2 separate regions of the Mus musculus genome follow, and region 2 is linked to region 1. Evidence: chromatin loops called from intact Hi-C (ENCODE). Cell type or tissue: left cerebral cortex. All regions are shown on one strand. Links, peaks and the distances in the headings refer to the core of each region. The heading gives the core; the rest is flanking DNA.

Region 1 (5,370 bases), core at 66-5,065:
CAAAATGAGACCTTTTGGAGTGCCTGGTTATAATGTGATGGACAATCTTGATTGTCAACTAGACTAAATCTTGAGTCAATTAAAATGTAAGCAGCTGTGAGAGATTTTCTTGATTGGATCATTTGAAGTTGGAAGGCCCACCCTAAACCTGGGCCACACCTTCTGGTGGCAGCCCACAAAAAAGGACATAGAAAAAGGTCCATTGCTATTTGCCTGCTAACTCTCACTCTTTTTTTTTTTTTTTTTTTTACCCCAGGGTTTCTCTGTATAGCCCTGTCTGTCCTGGAACTCAGAAATCCGCCTGCCTCTGCCTCTGCCGCCTCCCCAGTGCTGGGATTAAAGGCGTGCGCTACCACGCCCGGCCTCACTCTCACACTTGCTGGCAAGTTCATCTAGGCTGCAATCCTTTGCTAGTATTAGAACCTGCTTCTTTGGAATTCTAAGAACACTGAAGACCAGGAGAGACATCCAGCCTGTGACTGAAACTACTACCAAATCCTTCAACTTTCCATAGAGAGACAGTCATTGTTGCACTAGCCACTCTAATAAATTTGATGCATAATCTCCCAACAGAAGTGATTCTGTTTCTTTAGAGAACCCTGACTAATACACTAAGAGGCATCTCACACTATGAGCCTAGCTAGGCCAACAGCTATCAAACTGCCTAGAAGCATATCCTGGTAACACCACTGTGGAGCCAAGCTTTAGAGCCAAACAGGAAAAAACCAGCTGAGGAGCCTAATGAACAATGCTCTTCTGAGCCTATCAAGGGATCCCACCACTTTGATTTGGACACTTTAAAATGACCAGCTCTGTCTTCTTGGTTGTCTGCCTAGGGCCTATGTGGATGCTGGGAATCAAATCTAAGTCCTTGGTAAGAGCAGTAAGTGCTTTTAACTGTTGAGACGTCTCTCCAAACTGACCTTTTAAAGTGCTTGAGTTTTTTAATGACTTTGGGACTTTACAAAGTTGAAATGAAAACCAAAGAGATGGTCCAGTGGCTAGAGTACTTGCTCCCAACCCCTACATGATAGCTCACAAACATCTGAAGGTCTAGTCCAAGAGGATCTGACACCCTCTTCTGGATTCCACAGAGTACCAAGCATGTATACGATGCAGTCATTCATGCAGAGGAAACACCAATACACAAAAGAACTTAAGAAAAACCAAGCACATTATTTAAAAGTTGCAATGTATTTTGTATTGTGATATTATTATGAGCTCTTGGGGATAAACAAAAAAAGAAAAGATTATGGTTTAATAACAATCTATTGGTATATTAAGTTGATAAGGGGTCAATCGACTTGGAGGGTCATTTGGGAAGAGGTAACCTCAACCCAGCAAATCCCTCCATCAGACTGTCCTGTAGACAAATGTCTGAGACATTTACTTGACTGATGTAGAAGAAAGAGCCCAGTCCACTGTGCACGGTGCCCTAACTGGCACATGGTCCTGGGGTATAGAATAAAGCAAACTGGCACACACCAGCAAGCAGCCCTGCTCCATGGCCTCTTCTTCAGTTTCTGCCTCCAGGTCTCTGCTTTGGCTTCCCTCTCCTCCCAAGCTGCTTCTGGTTATGGTGTTTATCACAGCGACAGAAATCTAATTGAGACACATAACCTGGATCCACTTGGTGGAAAGAATCATGCTAATGCTAAAAGTTAGGGTCATAGGGCTGGAGAGATGGCTCAGTGGTTAAGGGCATGAACTGCTCTTCCAGAGCTCCTGAGTATGATTCTTGGCACCTACACAGGGCACCTTACACCCACATATAAGTGAGCAAATCTTTTTTTTTTTTTTGGTTTTTCGAGACAGGGTTTCTCTGTATAGCCTTGGCTGTCCTCTGTAGATCAGGCTGTCCTCGAACTCCGTCTGCCTCTGCCTCCCAAGTGCTGGGATAAAAGGTATGCAACACCACGCCCGGCCCCAAATCCTTTAAAAAAGAGGTTATAAATACCATTTTGCAGTATAGAAAATCCCAACTAGGGTTGGTGAGATGGCTCAATGGGTAAGAGCACCCGACTGCTCTTCCGAAGGTCAGGAGTTCAAATCCCAGCAACCACATGGTGGCTCACAACCATCCGTAACGAGATCTGACTCCCTCTTCTGGAGTGTCTGAGGACAGCTACAGTGTACTTACATATAATAAATAAATAAATAAATAAATAAATAAATAAATCTTTAAAAAAATTCCAACTATTAATACTATGTGAAAACATGGATCATAAATTACAGTATAATGCAGGGTATGGTGGTGCACGCCCCTCGGCAACCAGAGGCAGGAGGATCTCTGTGAGTTTGAGGCTGGCCTTGTCTACATAGCGAGTTCTGGGTCTGCCAGGAGGCCGTGTCTCAAAAAACCAAACCAAACCAAACCAAAACGGAACAAAAAACAACTTAGAAATATAAAATAATTTTCTTTAGGAAAAGGACGAAAAGTGGATAGGCTAAAACGTTAACAAATGGTAAAGGGTGGATTGGTGGCTTCTTTTTCTGAGATGCAATTACCAGGCTCTAGGTTAATGGGCTAATACAAACCTACGGGATGAAATTCTCCCGCAGCTCAGCCTCTCGTGCTAGGCACCCTGGGAGACACCCCTCTGCTTCCCTAAACTCCGCCCAAAGCTGCGCGCGCACGTGACCCGGTCGCATGACTCCGCCCCCGCGAGTCGCCCGCCAGAGGCACTCAGCCACCTCCTAAGTCTGCGCCGACCGCGGCGGAACTCGCGCGGGGCAAGTGTCAGTGCGCCCTGCCGCACCTCAGCCGCGGGGTTCTATTCGCTGCGACAGCCCGCAGAGTGGACGGGCGGGAGGACCCCGTTTCCGCCACTCTTACCTTCTGGATCCGTTTTAGAGCCATGTTCCCGCTGCTCGTGCCCCACCGGCCCTGCGGGGCAGACTAAGACGGCCGCCTGGGCCGCAACGCTGCACGCCGGGAACGGCGCTCTACGCGTGCGCGCCGCGGTGCGCTGTGGGTAGCTAGTGCGCGCAGCAGTCCTGGGTCTGACCACGGAGTCGCGCACGGTCAGTTACTCGGCCACGGTCACGGCCCTGTGGCTCTGGTTTCTGCTAGGCGAGGGGCCTGGGCACCAGGACATGCCTGAAACCGCAGGTGCCACACGCTATGCTCTCTGCCCCTCCCTGGGCTCCTCCCCAGGCTGTCACTTAACTCCTGAGCTTAGTGGTTGTCAGCGCTGTAAGTATACATTCACTTTTATATGCTTTCTGGGCAGAAGTGTTACAGATATTTCTGAATACGCGTAGGTGCTGAGCACAGATGCATCTACATGTCTGGAGAGCTGCATTTTCAGTAGTACTTAGTTGGCTTCAATGCACTGCCGCTATTGAGACTCAGCCTGAAAGTGCACATCCCAAGCTAAACTCTGCTTCCCTTTCCCCAAGACATCGAACTGTTTAAGACCAAGTGTAAAGAACTTAGTGGTATGTCACAAAATCTGTGTAATAGATTGTAGCCAACATCTTGGAAATGAAATAGAATATGGCAAAATACATAATATCAGCGTGCCTCATACAGTAAAGAATCTGGACTCTCTATATAAATAATCATATATATTGTTTCCAGACAGATAAACCTAATAGGGTATGCTAGTGCAGTTGCTCTGGACCAAAGGTGTTCCAACACCAGACTGGGCTACATAGTGAGTTTGAGGCCAGCCTGGATTGCAGAGTAAGACCATGTCTTAAAAAAAAAAAAAAAGCCGGGCGTGGTGGCGCACACCTTTAATCCCAGCACTCAGGAGTCAGAGACAGGCGGATTCCTGAGTTCAAGGCCAGCCTGGTCTACAAAGTGAGTTCCAGGACAGCCAGAGCTATGCAGAGAAACCCTGTCTGGAAAAACCAAAAAAAGAAAGAAAGAAAGAAAGAAAGAAAGAAAGAAAGAAAGAGAGAAAGATCCCCAAAGGAAAATCTAAAACTAGAGGAGCTGAGGAGATAGTAGATAGGAGTGCTTGTGGTGCAAGCATGGGGCCCTGAGATCATTAGTACCCACAGAAAAGGTGAGGTTGGCTACTCATGTCTCTAACCCCAGCACTGGGTAGCCGGCATGACAGGATCCCTGGAGCTACCTTAGCATAGATAGTGAGATTCCAGTTCAGTGAGAGACCTTGCACCAAAAGCAGTAAGGCACAAAGAGTAGCATTTACTCTGTCATATATCTGGCATTCTACTCTGGCCTCTGTCATGTTCCTGCACATACGCATACAAACCCTGCCCAAAACAAAAACAATGAATCGAACACTTAAATGGTTTCCCAGCCAGATTCCTATATGCCATTCACCTATTCTCCTAGTTTATCCTAAACACATGTCATGAACTGTCCTCTAAACTATAAGCCTTACCAAGCTCCACCCTCTTCCAAAACTCCACAAGGAAGATCTGTGGCCTGTGGGAATACATTCAGGGCTCTCTGTGATCCCTTAGGGTCTGCTGTCTTTAAGTTTTACTTCCTTACCTTTAGTTATGCTATTGTGGTGGTGGCTCATGCCTTTAATCCCATCACTCTAGAGGCAGAAGCAGGCAGATCTTTCAAAACAGGGTCTCTGTAGAGCCCTGGCTATCCCGGAGCTCACTCTGTAGACCAGGCTGGCCTTCATTCAGCTCACAGAGATCTACCCATCCTGCACCTTCTATCATTTAAAAAAAAAAACCATTTATTTAATGTATATGAGTACACTGTGGCTGTCTTCAGAAACACCTGAAAAGGGCATCAGATCCCATTACAGATGGTTGTGAGCCACCATGGGGTTGCTGGAAACTGAACTCAGGACCTCTGGAAGAGCAGCCAGTGATCTTAACCACTAAGCCATCCCTCCAGCCCCATCTTCTATATCTTTACACCTTGACTCTTTCTTTTTTTTAGATTCTTTTCATTTTATTACACATATATTACATACATATATATATGTGTGTATATACATATATATGTATGAATATTTGCCTGTGTGTTTATATTTGTGTGTATGTGTCCACAGTGGTTTGAAGAGGTCAGAAGAGGGGTTGGATTTCCTGGAACTGGAATTAAAGATGGTTGTGAACCACCATGTAGTCCTGGGTCTTTTGCAAGAACAAGTGCTCTAGACCACTGGGCTATCTTTCCAGCCCTGTGGCCTACTTTTATCTGGAAAGCTTCCTTTGTTTTTCTTGAGTAATCTTCCAAAGCTAGTTGAAACTTCACTCAGATGGCTTAAGTACAAGACTTTGCTTCTGGAGTCATGTTTTCACAGCCCACCTGGGTGCATGTTTCCAGTTGGGTGCAGTGGCTCTCATTTGTACTCTAGCTACTTTGGAAACTGAGAAAGGAATATCGTGAGTTAGGGCCAACCTGGGCAACATCTAGAGTCTCCCATTAAA
Region 2 (5,370 bases), core at 136-5,135, 660 kb after region 1:
CCCTCTTTCTTGAGCTGGGCATGTCAGAACACTAACCTGCCCTGGGACACTCTGCCCTATCCTTGTATAACCACCATAAGGTTCACACTAATGCCACTAACTGGTTTCAGGCCCTATAACTTCCTTCAAGGTCCATGGAGCCAGTCCTTACCCTGCCAGGGTTCCATTAGCAGCTCTGGAGCCAATCTGAGGCTGGGGCCAGCCCCCAATAACCACAGACAGCTCAGCAGCAGCATCAGGACTGAGGAAGCAAGGGGCAGGGCCCGGGACAGTGAGCCAGGGGCCTCCCAGGCATGCATATTTGGTTGATGGTAGTCAAAGGTGGTCCTGAGGCTGTAGGCTAGGGATAAACAAAAACAGTAGCAATTATTTTTGCTTTTATCTGACACCCTCTCTATTTTACCAGTGACCCCATTTTTTGTTTATTTTTGATTTCTTTTATGTATGTGAGTACACCGTAGCTGTCTTCAGACACACCAGAAGGGGGCATCAGATCCCATTACAGACGCTTTTGAGCATTCTGGTTGTTAACCTGTGCTTCCTACTGGTATCCATTTTTTTTTTTTAATTTAACTGTCCAGTTAATATTCCAGTATATTGGGGCTGCAGAGATGCTCAGCAGTTAAGAGCACTGACTGCTCTTCCAAAGGTCCTGAGTTCAAATCCCAGCAACCACATGGTGGCTCACAACCATCGGTAATGAGATCTGATGTCCTCTTCCGGCGGCGCATTAGTAGTGAGTGGATCAGGGAAAAGCGGGTAGAGGGGATACTAGGTAGAGGCCACCAGGAAGAGAGGGTGGGGTTTTCCAGTCAGGGCCATATAGACGCAGGAATCCACCCGGGCTTTCAGTCAGCAGGGTTTGGTTTTGTTTTTCTCCTGCTTTATCTCTCAGCCTCAGGAGAGGTATTAACAGTATTATCTCCATTTATATCCTCCAGCTGTCCTGAGCCAAAACTGCCATTGGAAGTGTCTTCCCTATATTGGTTCTCCTTTTTCTGAGAGATGGGAGTTGGGGGTGTGGCAAGGCCTCTGAACACTCCAATTCCCGCTGAAACTCCACACTTGGGAAAATATGTTTCCACCTGGGTCTTTCAGACACTCCCCAGATGGGAGGTCACCACCTCTGCCCCGTTCTCCTCCTGCCCTTGGTTTGGTCATTTCCTACCTTTCTATTTTGTGTTCTACTTGCTTTTTTTTTTTTTTTTTCATATTGAAAAGATGACATCGCCCCAGAGCCAAAAATAAATGGAAATTGGAAAGAAAAAAATAGTGGTTGCTGGGAATTGAACTCAGGACCTCTGGAAGAGCAGTCAGTGCTCTTAACCGCTGAGTCATCTCTCCAGCCCCCCAGTGACCCCATTTTACAGAGGGGGAATTGAACCTGCAGAGGCAGGTCCAATAGGTTGGCTGAAGTGGGCTCAAGTCCCAACCCCTGTTCTTATTAGCCACCTTCCTATCCTACCTGCCCACGTGTCTGGGATGGGACCAGCTCGGCCGTGCACAGCTGTGATGCTAGCTAGCACTCAGGAGTGGAGACATGGAGGACTGGAGTACAAGGTCATTAGAGATGCAGACAGTGGGAGCGTACTCACCTAGCCATGCACAGGCACCTGGATTTGCTTCCCAGTGCTGGACAAAGAATAAAAGAAAAAGTTAGGAGTTCTTGGCTACATGTTGAGTTAAAAAACTAGCCTGGGTGATATGAGACCCAGTTTCAAAAACAAAACCGAGTCTGGTGGGCCTTAAGTCTTAGTGGAAGATACAGGACCAGACAAGTTAAACTGGGGCCATTCACTGCCAAAAAGATGGGTAATTCCCCTGGGAACGGCTAAGTCAAGGCCAGCTCAGGCTTCCCACTTCCTGCCTCCTTTCCAGTGTTCCCAGCCTTAGGGAGTCCTGATGGCCTCAGGTGCCCCTTTGAACAGGGGGTGGGGGTGAGGGGCGAGGACAGCTAATGGTACAAGCAGTGTAAGGCTGAAAGTGGGCTACAAGAGTCCGCATTCCAAGCTTTACAAGGTGATTACAACCGTGGCACTATTTCCTCCCCAACCCTGACCCTAGCCTCATTTTGCCAAGGATACTCCAGTGTGTGCTGCAGCTTTCTGCTGTGCGTCCCTGGGCAAGCGTCCTAATCTGTGAACTGCGGATTCTGATACATTTCCCTTACAGATGGTAAGAAAAAGGATAGAGTGGAGGCCCACAACTTTCTCTTTTTTAAAGCTTTTTTTGGTGTTGCTTTAAACAAATCTCATCAGGTAACCCTATCCACAGCCTGGGATAGAAGATTGTCCTGACTAGGTGTTAAGTGCTGGGTCACAAATCTGCACCATTGCACCTGGTTCAGGCTCCAGCTCTTCCTCAAACCAACCCAAAGCACCACCTGGAGAGATGACTCATGGGAGGCACATAGCTTACAAGTAAAGGCGCAGCAGCTGCTACAAACTCTGACCCCATGGTCGTTCCCTGCCCACCGAGCATAGCTTCTCTCCTGTACTCTCCTCTCACACTGCCTTTCCTCCAGGCCCTCCCACCATTCCTGGGCAGTCCTCTGAGTCTCCTACTGAGCTGATTCAGGGCAGAAAGCGATTCGACTTAGCTTCCTTGTCAAGGCTTTCCCTTGCAGATGCCAAATATGAAAATCTCCTCTGCCTGGCCTTGCCTCCATCCCTCAATAGGCCATCTCCTACTCACTCTGAATTGTCAATGTTCCCTTCCCATATTGTGAATTTTATCCTAATGAGCAAAGTTTGGCTCCCCCCCCCCCCCACTCAAATGGCTTGTCTCCAGACTCAAGGCTGGTGTTCATTGGAAGACATATTAGCATAGTCCCAGGTCCTGCTGGGGTGAACTCCACCCTTTATTTTTGGTACTGGGTTGAAGTTCAGAAAAGCAGGCAGATTTCACCCTTACCTGGAGGCAGGGTCACCTAAAATGAAGCTTCCTCTTGCACCTTCTTACAACCATTCCATCCCTGGGCACTAGGGGACAGGTCCATGGACATAGGGAACTGGGCCTCGAGTCCTCTGGACCAGTCTCTTCTCTTTCTTGGCGATAGGAATGGAAACTAGGGCCTCATACATCATAGGCAAGCCGTAACACTCCTGCAACCATATCTTCAATTAATAAAACGTAACTTGTAAGAATCCAATAATGAATCCAGCTGCTCCTCCTAGAACACAATACACGCCTTTCTCCCCTTCAGATTCCGACCGGCCTCTAGTGAGACACTATGAGTGGCGAACTAACAGACTCGGACGCCTGGATCTCTCACCTGAAGGTGATTTTACATAAAATGGGGAACTGGGGGGCTACACATCGGGCTCCCAGCTCCCTTCCCTGCCTGCCCCGGGCCAGAAGCTCCGGCATTGAAGCCACGCCCATCCTCAGAAGGGTGCGACACGCCTACTTCTCCCACATGGACCCTGGTTTCTTCCGAGTCCTCGCCCGCCATGCTAATGTTTGTCTGTGTCTGTCCACTGTGTCAGTAACTCTCAGAAAAGCAAAACCAAAAACCCCACCAATCGCCAACAATCCGCCTCAGTGTCTTTCTGGAGCCCTTGTCAGAGACCTCAGAGCTATGCATATCACACCCTGCCTACCTTGCAGGGAAGCCAGGAGGACAGAGTGGGAAGGCAAGGACAGTGTGGCGAAGCTTCCGGGCGGTGTACAGAGAGGGGAGGCCCGGGGTCTGGGTCGCATTCAGCTTTGTAACTTTAAGGAAAGAACTCAATTTCGTGGGTTCTGGGTTTTCTGTTGAAACAAGGGGATGGGTTGAAGGACGATCACAGGGCTTCTCAACCCCGACCGTTACTGGGGTCGGGCGCGGCATTCCCGGCCTCCCTCCCAAGCCGACGGCCCTCGGTCCCCTCCCCCGCCCGCTCAGGCCACGCGTCCAGGGGCCTGGGGAGCATGTCCTCCCACCCCCACCCACCCTAGAAAACCGAGCAGGGGGGCCCGCCCGGTAAGTCCGGCCGCCGGTTCCAGGCCGAGCCCTCGGTGCCCGAAACCCGCTGCACGCACACAGAGGCGCGTGATCCCGCCCGCCGATTAGTCAGCAGTTGTTTCAGGCCGGCCGGGATCCCTTCCCCCAGCCCTCCCGCCAGCCTCCGTCTCCCTCCAGGGCAGACTCTTCAGAGACGGTCCCTAGAGCCAGCGGGCGTAACCATTCCGAGCCACCGCGCCTCGCGCCAAGGAGCTCTCGGGTTCGTGGGTAACCCTCGCTCACTGGCGCGCTGGCCCCCGAGGCGCCTTTTTTTTTTAGACCACTCGTCACGTCCGGCTCTTTGGGAGAGGATCGGGTCAACGGTTTCGGGAGCGAAGAGCCGAAGAGCTCCGGTTCGCTCCTCTTCGGCCACCCCCGAGGCCTGGCCCGATGGTAGCGTCCGAGGTTGCGGGTTTCGCGCCTGCGCAGTGCGGCGCCTAGGGGGAACGCGAGAAGGAGACGGACGTTGAGAGAACGAGGAGGAAGGCGAGAAAATGGCGTCCACGGGTAAGCGGAGTGGGATCGCGGTCCCGCCGGCGACAGCTGGGACACCCAGACTGGGAGGCGCTCGTCTCTGGGGGTGGCAGGGATGACTGAGTGAAGTCGCCGAAAGGGGTTGGAGTTCCCGCCGCGGCCCGACGAGCTCGGGGGTGGGGGTGGGGGATCCGCGTTCCCTTCCCCTCCCCCACTAGGCGGGCTGGTTCTGGAACCTTTTGGCGGCCGCGTTGCGCGCGAGGGCCTCGCGGTAGCTGAGGCGTGCAGAGCCCGTCCAGGCCTCCTTTGTGTGGTGGTTGTCGGGGCCGGGTGCTCCGGGTCTCTCGCCACGTGGGCCGGGCCTAGGGCCTCCGAGGGCCCGAAGGGGACCGCGGCTGGGCCTGGAGCCCATCACCCCGAAGGCGCGTGAAGCGAGGTGTCTGATGGCGGCTCGAGAAGCCGTGGCCGGTTTCCCGTGGAACGTCTCCTCCCATCGCTAGCCCCAGGGCAAGTGTTTACTGTGTAGGGACTCAGAAAAACAAACAAAAAGCCGTCGCGAATGTGTAAGCTGAGGGGCGCCGGCTTAAGAGGGGAGCCCCATTATCCCCCAGGCCTGGCCCGGCCCGACCAAGCTGCCCCCTCGGAGGACCTAGTTGGTTCCCCTAAATCTTCGTGCTCCCCACTCAAGAGGCTTCGATTTAATCATGAGTTAACTCCACCTCCTTCCCTACCCAAAAAGCAGTGGCTTCCCAGTGTCCTTTTCTCAGCAACCGGCGCGGGGGATCGGTTGTATAACAAGGTCCGTCTGGATCCGGAGAGGAGACTCTTTTCCAGAAAGAGATTTCTAGCAGCTTTGATCCAGGAGAGGCAGAAAAGCCTCGGCACGCCACGTTTCTGTAGGCCTGCTCGTT

Evidence for each region. Hi-C counts contacts between places; a loop is a spot of excess contacts. Peaks named below come from ENCODE experiments on the same cell type or tissue, not always from the same donor. Only the 100,000 strongest peaks of a DNase experiment are listed, where the experiment ranks them.
Region 2: a loop joins it to region 1, with 4 times the contacts of the local background. A loop is called at or near these places in 1 of 42 quality-filtered maps.

Annotation. Positions count from the first base shown.
Region 1 is chr11:5,759,707-5,765,076 of GRCm38, reverse strand. Ube2d-ps (ubiquitin-conjugating enzyme E2D, pseudogene) reads right to left here and starts at 2,927. Exons shown (of 7, transcript NR_015577.1): 1 at 2,837-2,927. It also overlaps a transcript of Urgcp not described here. In left cerebral cortex, for the core only: no CTCF peak of the experiment used is centred there; DNase peaks (open chromatin) are centred at 2,669 and 2,933; H3K4me3 peaks cover 1,608 bases; H3K27ac peaks cover 1,320 bases.
Region 2 is chr11:5,098,131-5,103,500 of GRCm38, reverse strand. Ewsr1 (Ewing sarcoma breakpoint region 1) reads left to right here and starts at 4,405. Exons shown (of 17, transcript NM_007968.4): 1 at 4,405-4,492. The coding sequence starts at 4,480. It overlaps Rhbdd3 (rhomboid domain containing 3), which reads right to left and starts at 4,228. Exons shown (of 9, transcript NM_177370.4): 1 at 3,935-4,228; 2 at 3,603-3,753; 3 at 2,914-3,104; 4 at 1,596-1,632; 5 at 152-340. The coding sequence starts at 299. In left cerebral cortex, for the core only: CTCF peaks have their summits at 484 (motif pointing right) and 2,973; DNase peaks (open chromatin) are centred at 2,468, 3,427, 4,148 and 4,367; H3K4me3 peaks cover 2,267 bases; H3K27ac peaks cover 2,341 bases.